Linked DNA regions of Homo sapiens: regions 2 and 3 are each linked to region 1. Evidence: chromatin contacts called from ENCODE Hi-C or POLR2A ChIA-PET data. All regions are on one chromosome and are shown on one strand. Each heading gives the region's core, a stretch centred on a gene start or an enhancer-like site at or near the end of the contact. The rest is flanking DNA. Distances are from core to core; before and after follow the strand shown.

Evidence for each region. A loop is a pair of places that touch in the nucleus more often than their neighbours do. ChIA-PET counts read pairs that join two places held with the same protein, here RNA polymerase II (POLR2A). Pooled maps may share reads with other maps.
Region 2: a map of PC-3 shows a loop between it and region 1 (7-fold over the local background). The contact joins the promoter of P3R3URF-PIK3R3 here to the enhancer-like site in region 1. A Hi-C loop is called at or near these places in 5 of 168 maps with a recorded cell type or tissue (PC-3, heart right ventricle, left cardiac atrium and 1 more), 1 of 37 single-sample maps with no recorded cell type and 3 of 50 pooled maps. POLR2A ChIA-PET finds 5 or more read pairs at or near these places in 4 of 52 experiments (K562, PC-3, Panc1 and 1 more).
Region 3: POLR2A ChIA-PET joins it to region 1 with 11 read pairs in activated CD4-positive, alpha-beta T cell. The contact joins two enhancer-like sites. A Hi-C loop is called at or near these places in 1 of 50 pooled maps. POLR2A ChIA-PET finds 5 or more read pairs at or near these places in 2 of 52 experiments (H1 and activated CD4-positive, alpha-beta T cell).

Annotation. Positions count from the first base shown.
Region 1 is chr1:46,100,521-46,104,748 of GRCh38, forward strand. All of the region lies in intron 1 of P3R3URF-PIK3R3 (P3R3URF-PIK3R3 readthrough), which reads right to left. All of the region lies in intron 1 of PIK3R3 (phosphoinositide-3-kinase regulatory subunit 3), which reads right to left. Among named protein-coding and RNA genes, the nearest start is that of PIK3R3, 30 kb to the right of the region's middle. Within about 2 kb of position 2,676, at least 2 of the 41 ENCODE cell types and tissues checked have a DNase peak (open chromatin) inside an H3K27ac peak, as active enhancers do; they include PC-3, where a contact is called at or near this core.
Region 2 is chr1:46,173,740-46,177,784 of GRCh38, forward strand. P3R3URF-PIK3R3 (P3R3URF-PIK3R3 readthrough) reads right to left here and starts at 2,749. Exons shown (of 10, transcript NM_001303427.2): 1 at 2,489-2,749. The coding sequence starts at 2,732. It overlaps TSPAN1 (tetraspanin 1), which reads left to right and starts at 1,348. Exons shown (of 9, transcript NM_005727.4): 1 at 1,348-1,670. P3R3URF (PIK3R3 upstream open reading frame) reads right to left here and starts at 2,749. Exons shown (of 2, transcript NM_001328655.2): 1 at 2,489-2,749; 2 at 1,747-1,890. The coding sequence starts at 2,732. The coding sequence ends at 1,847. It also overlaps a transcript of PIK3R3 not described here.
Region 3 is chr1:46,025,105-46,029,239 of GRCh38, forward strand. MAST2 (microtubule associated serine/threonine kinase 2) reads left to right here. Exons shown (of 29, transcript NM_015112.3): 16 at 573-711; 17 at 2,627-2,759; 18 at 3,664-3,829. Among named protein-coding and RNA genes, the nearest start is that of PIK3R3, 110 kb to the right of the region's middle. Within about 2 kb of position 1,572, at least 2 of the 41 ENCODE cell types and tissues checked have a DNase peak (open chromatin) inside an H3K27ac peak, as active enhancers do.

The DNA.
Region 1 (4,228 bases), core at 1,426-3,925:
AAATATTAATAATATGGCTTTATAAATAATGCTATGTGAAAGACTAAGTGCTCCTTCCTAATTTTTCTTGACAGTTTACTCTCCTACATACATTTTAGAGCTTGTCAAGTTATATGAAATACCCTGTCATTATATTAAACAGAAGTGTATTGAACTTATAAATTAATTTGGAAAGAACTGACATGTTTATGTCACTGGGTCTTCCTATCAGTTAATATGGTATCCCAATTACATCTCTTCTCATGTCTTTTAATGGAAATTGTATACTTTTCAACATAAAAAGTCATGTGCATCTTTTGCTGATTTTGTTCACTGGTACCTTTCAATTGTTGTCATTGTAGCTGTTGCTGCTATAATGAGTATCTTTTTAAAAATATATTTTGTAGGCCAGGAACTGTGGCTCATGCATGTAATCCTAGCACTTTGGGAGGCTGAGGTAGGCTAGGAGTTCAAGACTAGCCTAGTCAACATGGCAAAACACTGTCTCTACTAAAAATACAAAAATTAGCTGGGTGTGGTGGCACATCTGTAATCCCAGCTACTCGGGTGGCTGAGGCATGAGAATCGTCTGAACCCAGAAGGCAGAGGTTGCAGCAAGCTGAGATCACACCACTGCACTCCAGCCTGGGAAACAAAGCAAGACTCCGTCTCAAAAAAAAAAAAAAAAAAAAATTTGTAAAAACATCCCAAGTGCGCTGGGCGTGGTGGCTCACGCCTGTAATCCCAGCACTTTGGGAGGCTGAGGTGGGCGGATCACAAGGTCAAGAGATGGAGACCATCCTCACCAACATGGTGAAACCCCATCTCTACTAAAAATACAAAAAAAGTAACTGGGTGTGGTGGCATGCGCCTGTAGTCACAGCTACTCGGGAGGCTGAGGGAGGCTGAGGCAGGAGAATCGCTTGAACCTGGAGGCGGAGGTTGCAGTGAGCCCAGACCACGCCACTGCACTCCAGCCTTGCAACACAGCAAGACTCTGTTTCAAAGAAGCAAACAAACAACAACACAAAAAAAACCCAAATGTCCACCAACAGATGACTGAATAAACAAAATGTGGTCTATATGTACAATGCGGTATTATTCAGCCATAAAAATGAGTAACGTTCTGATACATGCCGCAATATGGATGAACACCAACATTATGCTAAATGAAATAAGAAGACACAAAAGGACAAATATTGTATGATTCAATTTACATGAAATATCTAGAATAGGCAAATTCATACAGGAAGTTGAACAGAATTTACCAGGAGCTGAAAGTGAAGGGAGAATGAGGGAGTTATTGCTTAATGGTTATAGAGTTTCTATATGGAAGATGAATACAGCTGCACAACACTGTAAAAGTAATTAATGCCACTGAATTGTACACTTCAAACAGTTAAAATGAAAAATTTTGTCATTCGTATTTTATAACTTTAAAAAATTAACAATGTAATGTATCAAAACATTGAATTGTATACTTTTTTTTTTTTTTTTTTTTTTTTGAGACGGAGTCTCGCTGTCGCCCAGGCTGGAGTGCAGTGGCGCAATCTCGGCTCACTGCAGGCTCCGCCCCCTGGGGTTCACGCCATTCTTCTGCCTCAGCCTCCCGAGTAGCTGGGACTACAGGCGCCCACCACCTCGCCCGGCTAATTTTTTGTATTTTTAGTAGAGACGGGGTTTCACCGTGTTAGCCAGGATGGTCTCGATCTCCTGACCTCGTGATCCGCCCGCCTCGGCCTCCCAAAGTGCTGGGATTACAGGCGTGAGCCACAGCGCCCGGCCTGAATTGTATACTTAAAATTGGTGATTTGTATGGTATGTGAATTATATCTCAATAAAGCTTTTTAAAAATTACATTTGTTATCTGCTACTTGTATAAAGGAATCCAACTGTATAGTGGTCTTGGATCCAACAACCTTATTTCATATATATCAGCAAATTATCTTTAGCTTTTTATACAGTATTTATCTTAGAATAACCCATTAAATACTTAAATGAGAATGAGAATGTTTCTTCTTTTTCTTGATTTAGGAAGAATTTATATGAAATTATGATTGTCTATAAATGTTTGGTAGAACTCATTTATAAATCTATATGGGCCGGATTAAGATGGCTACTAAAAGAAAAAAGAAAGAAAAGAAGAGTGTTGGTAAGGAAGTGGAGTAACTGGAACCCTTGAGCACTGTTGGTGAGATTGTAAAATGGTGCAACTGCTATGGAAAACAGTATGGAGGTTCCTCAAAAAAAATTTTTAAAATACCATATGATCCAGCAATCCTTCTTATTCTGGGTATATATCTTAAAAAAAAAAAAAAAAAAAAAAAAAAAACCTGAAAGCAGAGTCTCAAAGAGACATTATAGTAGCAGACCTATGTTCACAGGAGCACCATTCACAATAGCTAAGAGGTGGAAGCAACCCAAAGTCTATCAACAGATTAATGGATAAACAAAATGTGGTATATACATAAAGGGAATATTATTCAGCCTTAAAAAGGAAGAAAATCCTTTCATATGCTACAATATAACTGAAACTTGAAGACATTATACTGAGTGAAATAAGCCAAAGACAAATATTGCATGATCCCACTTACTTATACGAGGTAACTGAAGTAGACAAAATCATAGAAACAAAGTAAAGGTTGGTTACCAGGGGTTGCGTGATAGGGGAAACGACGAGTCACTGTTTAATGGGTACAGAGTTTCAGATGTGCAAGATGAAATCTGGAGATCTGCTTCAAAACAATGTTAATATGCTTAGTATCACTTAACAATACACTTGAAAATGGTTATGATGGGCCAGGCACGGTGACTCACACCTGTAATCCTAGCACTTTGTGAAGGCAGACTGCCTGAGCTCCAGAGTTGGAGACCAGCCTGGGAAACATGGTGAAACCCCGTCTTTACTAAAATACAAAAAATTGGCCAGGCACAGTGGCAGGTGCCTGTAATCCCAGCTACTCAGGAGGCTGAGGCACGAGAATTGTTTGAACCCGGGAGGTGGAGGTTGCATGAGCCAAGACCGTGCTACTGCACTCTAGCCTGGGCAACAAGAGCGAGACTCCGCCTCAAAAAAAGTTTATGATGGTATTATTTATTTATTTACTTATTTACAGACAGAGTCTTGCACTGTTGTCCAGGCTTAAGTGCAATAGCACGATCTCGGCTCACTGCAACCTCCACCTCCCAGGTTCAAGTGATTCTCCTGCCTCAGCCTCCCAAGTAGCTGGGATTACAGGTGCCTGCCACCACGCCCAGCTAATTTTTTGTATTTTTAGTACAGATGGGGTTTCACCATGTTGGCCAGGCTGGTCTCAAACTCCTGACCTTGTGATCCACCTGCCTCGGCCTCCCAAAGTGCTGGGATTACAGGCATGAACCACCACGCCCGGCCATGATGGTATATTTTATATTATGTGAAGGTCTTTTTTTTGTTGTTTTTTTGAGATGGAGTCTCACTCTTTTGCCCAAGCTGGGGTGAAGTGACGTGATCTCAGCTCACTGCAACCTCTGCTCCCCGGGTTCAAGCAATTCTCCTGCCTCAGCCTCCTGCATAGCTGGGATTACAGGATGCACCACCATGCCTGGCTAGTTTTTTTTGTATTTTTAGTAGAGGCAGAGTTTCACTATGTTGGCCAGGTTGGTCTCAAACTCCTGACCTCAGGTGATCCACTCGCCTCGGACTTCCAAAGTGTTGAGATTACAGGCGTGAGCCACCACGCCTGGACATGAAGTTTTTTAAAACTGCAATGATAAAAAAAAGGAAATCGTACGGGCCTAGAATTGTTCTGGTAGATTTTTTAAATCACTAATTAAATTTCTTTTATGGTGACAAAATTAAAAAGATTTTCAACTTCTTTTCAAGTCAGTTTTGGTAAGATTTGCTTAGTTATTTTTAAAAAGTGCTTTCCCTATTAAAGCTATCTTTTCATAGCTCACTAAATTGTCTAATATTTAATTCTGTGTAGTTACCATGTAAATCCTATCAGAAAGTATCAAATACCCATTTGAAGCCATAATCCATTAAATGAAACATCTACAAACGAGACAGATTACAATCATAAGAATTTGCACCAAAGCAGCAGTTGCATTACCACAGTTCTATCTTCACCTTCACAATGTTTCCCTTGGTTGAAAATGCACTAATGGCCAGGCACAGTGGCGCACACCTGTAATCCCAGCACTTTGGAAGGCTGAGGCAGGTGGATCATTTGAGGTCAGGAGTTCGAGACCAGCCTGACCAACATGG
Region 2 (4,045 bases), core at 1,499-3,998, 73 kb after region 1:
ATAGCTGGAAGAGATGATGTCATCTGGTTCCCACAGCTTAGCACCCCCATCATACACACACTCGAGCACAAACACACACTCTCACAGACACAGATACACACAGACACAAGTGTGGGCATGAGTGCATGCACACACACATACTACACACTCATATAGGGGAGGGAGGCTTCTGGGTCCCAGGGCCGCAGGGGCAGGGAAGTCTGGTGAGTGTGTCTGCATGCGTGTATGTCTGTGTGTGCCTGGGTTTGCATGAGTGTGAAGGCATGTGTCTGCATCTGGGTGCTTGTGTGCTTGTGTCTGGGTGCATGCATGTTTCTGTCTGTGTTCATTTAGAGGCATGCGTATGTGTTGTTACATATATCGTGTGGGGATCTATGCATTTGTGTCTGCGTATATCTGCTTATAGTATGTGCTTGCATGCATGTGTGTGGTTGTTGCAGTATGTGTCTATGAGTTCACTTATATTTACATGTCTGCATGTGTTTGTGAACTGTGTCATGTATCTTTATATGTATGGCCCCTCTTGGGCCCTTGAGCATGGCCCAAGCACCTTCTAGCTTTGACTGATGTTCAGCAACCCCCATCCCATAACCTGAGGAGCCCAGCACCGTCTGGGCATGGTGTGTCAGTGAATTCTCTGCCTCAACCCCCCTCAGGGTCCCAGTCTCTGGCAAGAGTTGGGGTAGATAGACATAAGCACAATTCACTTTCCCTTCACAGGCAGCAAAGGACATTAGCCACACTTCCTGAACCCCAGGGGGCCAGGCCACCAAAGGTCTCAGGGTTCACTCCCTTCCCTAGCCCCTTGGGAAGGTAGCCTGGAAATGCAGCCAGATCTCGGACCGGTGCAACACGTATTAGCCCATGCATGATGCAACATATTCGAGACAGAGTCCTACAAAATGTTCCCAGCGACTAAGACACAACCCCACAGAAACCCGGTTACAGCCAGTGACACATGAGCACACACTCAGAAATCCAAATGGAAAATCCCCAGGCCAGAGAGCTTAGCACCCTCCCTACTTTCTGGGCTCAAACTCAGTCTTGCCCCACCCCTAAGCACCCCAGCTCAGCTGCCAGTTCTGGAAAACACTGACCTCAGAGAATGGTTGAAGGGCCGAAGGTAGTATGCCTTTCTCAGAATCTCACCCTTCTCCATGTTCTCCTCCTTTAGGCTGTTCCCCATCCCCCTCCTGACCTTCACTTTTCTTACCAGGGCTGATGTCCTCTCCGGCACACCCATACCCTCACAAACGCTCCTTGACACTCACAGTCAGTCACAGAGGCACATTAAATCACAAAGGCACATTCAGCCACATCTACTGATACTCCTATTCTCCCGGCCTCAGACACACACACCAGCAGCTACACCTACACGCTGACCATCACAGGCACACAGAGGCACATCCACCTCACATCCACCTCATACTTGTGTACTCTCAGGGTTCAGTCTTTCATCCTATCCCTCTCTGATCTGTGCCTCCCAATACCTTCCAAGATGTTTACAGAGACCCTTCTCCCTGTGCAGTTAGGAGTGTAAGGCAAGAGAGCCCCTACTTCATGGGGCAGATCAAGAGCTGAGACCAAAGATGGTCTATGTTGCTGACCTTGTCCTGTCCTCCTGCTGTCTTAAACTATGATCCCTGCTGCGGTCACTGAAGCCTTTCCCTGTAAGTATTCAGCCATAACCCTCCCCTCACGCCCTGCATAGTCAGCTGGTTAACACCTCTGTGTGGAATAAGGCAGTTTGAGCAGAATGACTGTATTTGTTGTTCACCACCCACACGGCCCCTAGGAGATGCAGGTCCAGGGCAAACCAAGCTTCTGGGCTAGCTTCTGGGCACTTCTAGAGGATCAGAAAAATCCCAGGTTGCCTGAGATGTCTGAGAACTGAGGAGAGGAAGGAGAGGGAAGAGTTTGAGGAAGGAAGCAGTTCTGGAAGTTCCCTGCCTCTTGGATTCAGCCCCTCCCCAAACCCTCTGCTTCCAGCCAATCCATCCTCCATTAAGGCTGTCAGCACTTTGGGGTGCCTGCCATCAGGAGTCCCCCATATATGTAGGGGTGCTATTTCACAGAGATCATCCTTTGGCGTGCCTAAACAGAACCAGGTAGGGAAATCTTCACTGGCTCTGGTTTTTTTTTTTTTTTCTTGAGACAGAGTCTAGCTCTGTCACCCAGGCTGGAGTGCAGTGGCGCGATCTTGGCTCACTGCAACCTCTGCCTCCCGGGTTCAAGCAATTCTCCTGCCTCAGCCTCCCAAGTAGCTGGGACTAAAGGCGTGTGCCACCACGCCCGGCTAATTTTTTTTTGTATTTTTAGTAGAGATGGGATTTCACCGTGTTAGCCAGGATGGTCTCGATCTCCTGACCTTGTGATCTGCCCGCCTTGGCCTCCCAAAGTGCCGGGATTACAGGCATGAGCCACCGCACCCAGCCTAGTGGCTCTGTTTTTTAAAACCCCACCCTGGCTCACAGGCCCCCTGGCTAACCTTGAGGTGGGAAGATCCACACTATGGTGGTGTCAGTGTGGGTGTTGTTGATACCCATGGCCCTGGTGGCAGGATTGATGGCTGCACTGCTGGCAGTTCGACCTCGGAGACCCTGTTGATATCTTCTGCGGCTACACTTGAACATCCTGGGAAATCGGGGCCTGGGCCAGCCCATACCTGGCCTGCGGTAGGGGGAACGCATGCCCTGGGGCCGAGGGCCACGGACAAGCCGAGATGGCCCCATGGGCACAGGGAGCTTCTGCAGTGTGCCTGGGGGGTGCTGTTGGCCAGGGTAGCTGAGGCCTCTATGACATACAAAGTCTGCATAAGGGCAGGGCCCTTTATTACAAGTCGTGGGCCCTGGCCCCTCCTCATGGGTCAGGCTCCTTCACAATCTTCTTTATTGGGTCTGGCCTAAAAGCCAGCCCAAGAGCCAGACAGCCTCAGTTTGGCCCCTTGGGAAAAGAGGCCCTAGAGGCGGAACTCACTTCCTCACTTTCTCACTTATCCATATAGTAACAATATTAACAATGTTTTTTGAGCACTTACTACGTGCCAGACACTGTGCTGAGCACTTTACCAACGTTATCTCATTTAATCTCAGCTACTTTACAAGGATATGCCATCATTATACCTATTTATATACAGTCAATTCTCATTATTCCCAGTAATGTTCTATAAAGTCGCCACAAACACTAAATACTGAACAAAGGGTAAATGCAAGGTTAGGTTCCTGAAACCCTCTGGTCACAATATTTTTGTCAACTGATCTATACATATAACCTGATTTTATGTGTGGAGACACCTTATTTAATATATATTGTTGGCCAGGCATGGTGGCTCAAGCCTGTAATCCCAGCACTTTGGGAGGCCGAGGTGGGCAGATCACCTGAGGTCAGGAGTTCAAGACTAGCCTGGTTAACATGGCAAAACCCCATCTCTACTAAAAATACAAAAATTAGCTGGGTGTGGTGGTGGGTGCCTGTAGTCCCAGCTACTCAGGAGGCTGAGACAGGAGAATAGCTTGAACCCAGGAGGTGGAGATTGCAGTGAGCCCAGATTGCACCATTGCACTCCAGCCTGGGCAACAAGAGTGAAACTCTGTCTCAAAAAAAAAAAAAATATATCTATCTATCTATCTATCTATCTATCTAACTATCTATCTATATTTGAGTCATTGACATTGAACTCACAGCCAACAGCATTATAACTTGTGCCTGAATGAAACTTATCTAAAGCACATATTTCCCCTATAAGGCACATCACAGCCTTCTTGCACTTAGAAAGACTAGAGAGCACTTCAGCACTACAACTGGGGACCATTTTAGACAGTAAAATCACCAGCAAAAAACACCAAAAAATGTGAGAATATGCGTCACTAAATAGACCACCAAAAAGCACATTTGTTTACTCTATGAAAACTGAAATAAGAAGACAGAGAGTCCTCTTGCTCAACAGACCTCAGCTGGAAATACGTGTGTTGGACGGCTGAAATTTTTTGCCTTTCTGCTCATGTCCATGAATGACTGCAAAAGTACCACAAGTACTGGTTTGGGA
Region 3 (4,135 bases), core at 322-2,821, 77 kb before region 1:
GGTCAGGAATTTGAGACCAGCCTGACCAACATGGCGAAACCCCGTCTCTACAAAAAATGCAAAAATTAGCTGGGTGTGGTGGTGCACGCCTGTGATCCCAGCTACTCGGGAGGCTGAGGCAGGAGAATCGCTTGAACCTGGGAGGCAGAGGTTGCGGTGAGCTGATATCACACCACTGCACTCTAGCCTGGGTGACAGAGCAAGACTTTGCCTCAAAAAAATAAATAAATAAAAATAACCATCAGATCTCATGAGACTTATTCACTATCACGAGAATAGCATGGGAAAGACCCACTTCCATGATTCAGTTATCTCCCTCCAGGTCCCTTCCCACAACACATGGGAATTATGGGAGCTGCAATTCAAGATGAGCTATGGGTGGGGACACAGCCAAACCATATCACCCTGTCTCCCACCCATGCCAGCAGCAAAGGGGCTAGAATCAGAGTCTCCAGCACCAGGATATTCCATGAAGCTGTCTCCTCTGGGACCTCAGAAACTGCCAGATGGGAGCTGGCTAGCTAGAGCAGGGAACTGAATCCTTTCCTCATGGTAGCCTGGGCTTGTTGCAGGGGGAGACTGTGCCACTCTGCTGAAGAATATTGGGGCCCTGCCTGTGGACATGGTGCGTCTATACTTTGCGGAAACTGTGCTGGCCCTGGAGTACTTACACAACTATGGCATCGTGCACCGTGACCTCAAGCCTGACAAGTATGTCCACAGTCTGTGTCCCTTGTCCAGGGTCTCCCTCTTGGGTCTCCAGATAAAATGTTGGCAAGCACAGTAGCTCTAAATCTATCCAGATGGCTACCGGGAAAACATGCTCCTGTGTGTGTCCATCTGGGCCTAGTTCTCTAGCCCCCCGACCACCCCAGATGCAGATCATTGCCTCAAGGTCTGGCTGGAACACTATAAGGCTTCGGTGACATGGAAGAGTCATTGAGGAGCCCCACTGAAGAAACCAAGCAAGAACAAAAGAATAAGCACATCTAGTAGATGGCTAAACAAGTGTCCTGACGTTTACTGACATCTACTCTGTGCCAGCACTATATTGTGGGTTTTTAAATGTAGTCCCTGGCATGTAGAACTTAAGTCTACAGTGGGAGACAGAAATATATGTATATAGGCTTCTTCTCAGAGGGTATTAGTCAAGTGGAAAAAGGAAGACCTGCTTTCTAAAGCAGGAGAGCAGAATGTGCAGAGTCACACAGGTGCAAGAGAACAGCACTTGTTCAGGAACTACAAATAGTGCAATATGGCGACAGCTTAGATGGTGAGAGAGTAGTAAGAGAAAAGGCTAGAGAGAGAGGCAGGAACTAGTTCATCAAGGGCCCTTTTGTTATATTTGGGTTTTATTCTAAAGGGGCCTAGAGAGTCTTGGAAGGGTCTGCTAACCAAAGATATGATAGAATGGCATGCCCAGATTATGGTTCAGGTTTAGAAAGCTCACTCTGCCGGTGAAAAGAGACACTGAGACCACTGCCAAAGAGATACCGAGACCAGGGAAAGACAGCAATGCCTGCAGCAGAACAGGGAGTCAGGATAGAAAGAAGAGGGGTAGTGTGGGGAAGTATAAAGGAAAGAGGATCAGGCTGGGGTGGGGGTAGGAAGGGAAGTGAGGGAACAGAAGAGGCTGGGATGTGTTCCAGATTTCCAGCTTGGGACTGGTGCAGGGTGATAAGCCTCTGTGGAAGAAAGTGGCTTTGACATAAGACAGACCTGAATTCAAATGGCCACTCTTCTGCTTATTAAGTCTGAGTTTGAGTCTACTAATTAAAGTTTCCCTGACCCTCACGTTCCTCCTTTCTAATATAGGGAATAATTACACCTACCTTTGATGTGTTACTCTAGAAAACATTTCAGGGGCCAGAATATTTTTAAAGCACTTAGCACAGAGCTCAACAGATAACCAAAATTATTGTTTTTCACTGAGGAGGGGAACCAGTTGGGAGGCATGACTTTGTTTTGGACAGGTTGAGTTTCTGGAGCCTGTAAGACACATGGGCAGTTGGGTAGGCCTGGAGCTCAAAAAGGAAGTCAGAGCCAGAGGTACTATTTGGGGAATCATTAGAATAAAAGGGTGGCAGGGTAAAGCCTTCAGCACAAAATGAGTGGCTCAGGCAGAGTATATAAAGGGATCTTAGTTCTAGTTTCTCCCAACTAACCCTCCTCCCAAGACCAGCCATGGACATGGAACAAAATTATGTGTGCCCCCTGCCCCTCTCCCTGAAACAGGAGTATTATGGGCCACTCAGATTGGGAGAGGGGACTAGGAATGGCTCCAGCAGCTGCCTTAGGATGAGGCTGATCTCAGCTCTGTAGAAGAAACTCTGTTCCTCAACTGAATGACTCCTGCCCCCAACATAGAATACAGTTAGGGCAATAAGCAGAAATGGAGTTGTGGGAATGGGCAAAAGGCAGGTTCGTTGCTTGTGCAGAATGCAGCACTCACACAGCCAGAGCGATTTACGTGTCCACACCTGCCTGTCCCCCCAGCTGAAGCTACCCAGCTTGTGTCTCACAGTACCCCCATGGAAGCCTGAGTGGGGAAACTGGGCATATACTAAAATCAGTACTCTCAGAAAACCAGGAATAACTTCTTAATTTTATTTCTTCGTTCTTCCAGCCTCCTAATTACATCCATGGGGCACATCAAGCTCACGGACTTTGGACTGTCCAAAATTGGCCTCATGAGTCTGACAACGAACTTGTATGAGGGTCATATTGAAAAGGATGCCCGGGAATTCCTGGACAAGCAGGTAAGGAAGGGTAGTTGATACACTGGGGGTTAAATTCTAGGCCCTTGTCCTGGCGCAGTGTCTTACGCCCGTAATCCCAACCCTTTGGGAGGCTGAGGCAGGAGGATCGCTTGAGGCCAGCCTGGGCAACATAGTGAGACCCCATCTCTACATTTGTGTACACATACATAGATTCCAGGCCCTAGAATAAGGCCTTGGGGCCATATGCCTACCTTGTAGCTAGATGTTAAGATTGGGAACCCCTATCTTTTCTACCTTTGGGTTCCAGAGAGGCACTGAGATAGGTAGCACATTTGGAAAACAGGATGAGCCTTGAGAATCATATGGATATAAAATCCAAAGTCATCTTCCTCCTCAGGGTTTGGGGAAAATAGGTCATATAACTGTTAGCACAGAGTTTCATATGAGATCAGTCCTGAATCTCCCAGCCTGAATCAAGGGCAAGGCTCTCCTGGAGCCTGAGGTTCTTGGAACACAGCTCTGAATTTCCATTGGGCTGTGGCCCAGTGTCCTGAGAGGCAGCCTCTGGATGTTCCCTGGTTTGACATTTCAGGTTGTGACTGTTCACCGGTCCCTGTAGTTGTTACATGACTGATAGGGTCTGTTTTGTTAGAGGCTGGAGTGCAGAGGCCCATTGTGGGATCACATGCCAGAGGTGGGTGTTGAGGGCTTAAGGGATGGTAGTTCCGGGCTAGAATGAGACATTTTTGTTAATTAGGAAATACCTACTGACAGTTCCGACTCTTGTTCCCTGGGGCTTCTGTTGATCTTGTTCATTAACTAAGGTGGGCTGAGTCTTCATTCAGAGATTCTTCTGCTCGAGATGGGAGCATCCCCCATCTCCGGCTGTCATGCCAGTCAGCAGCCTCAGGAGGCTGAGCCAGCCTGGCTTTTCTGTGCCCAGGTATGCGGGACCCCAGAATACATTGCGCCTGAGGTGATCCTGCGCCAGGGCTATGGGAAGCCAGTGGACTGGTGGGCCATGGGCATTATCCTGTATGAGTTCCTGGTGGGCTGCGTCCCTTTTTTTGGAGATACTCCGGAGGAGCTCTTTGGGCAGGTGATCAGTGGTAGGTACTATGCCCCTGGCCCAGTGGGGAAACAGAGTCTGAATCCACAAATATGATGTATGCAGGCAGCTCGTGAGGCCTGTGAGCTCTTGTTCTGAACTCATCATGTGTGTTTGTGATGTCTGCTGCTTTGGGGATGGGTGTCTCTGTGTTTCTGCATGTACATACATGTGCACACTGTGTCCCTTGGGGCTTCACATGTCTCTCATAGACACCTGGTCTCTCATATACACCTGGGTGTTCCTGTCTGTGTATGTGCACATCCCATAAGTGTGAGGGGTACGTCTGTGTATGTTTTGTGGAGTA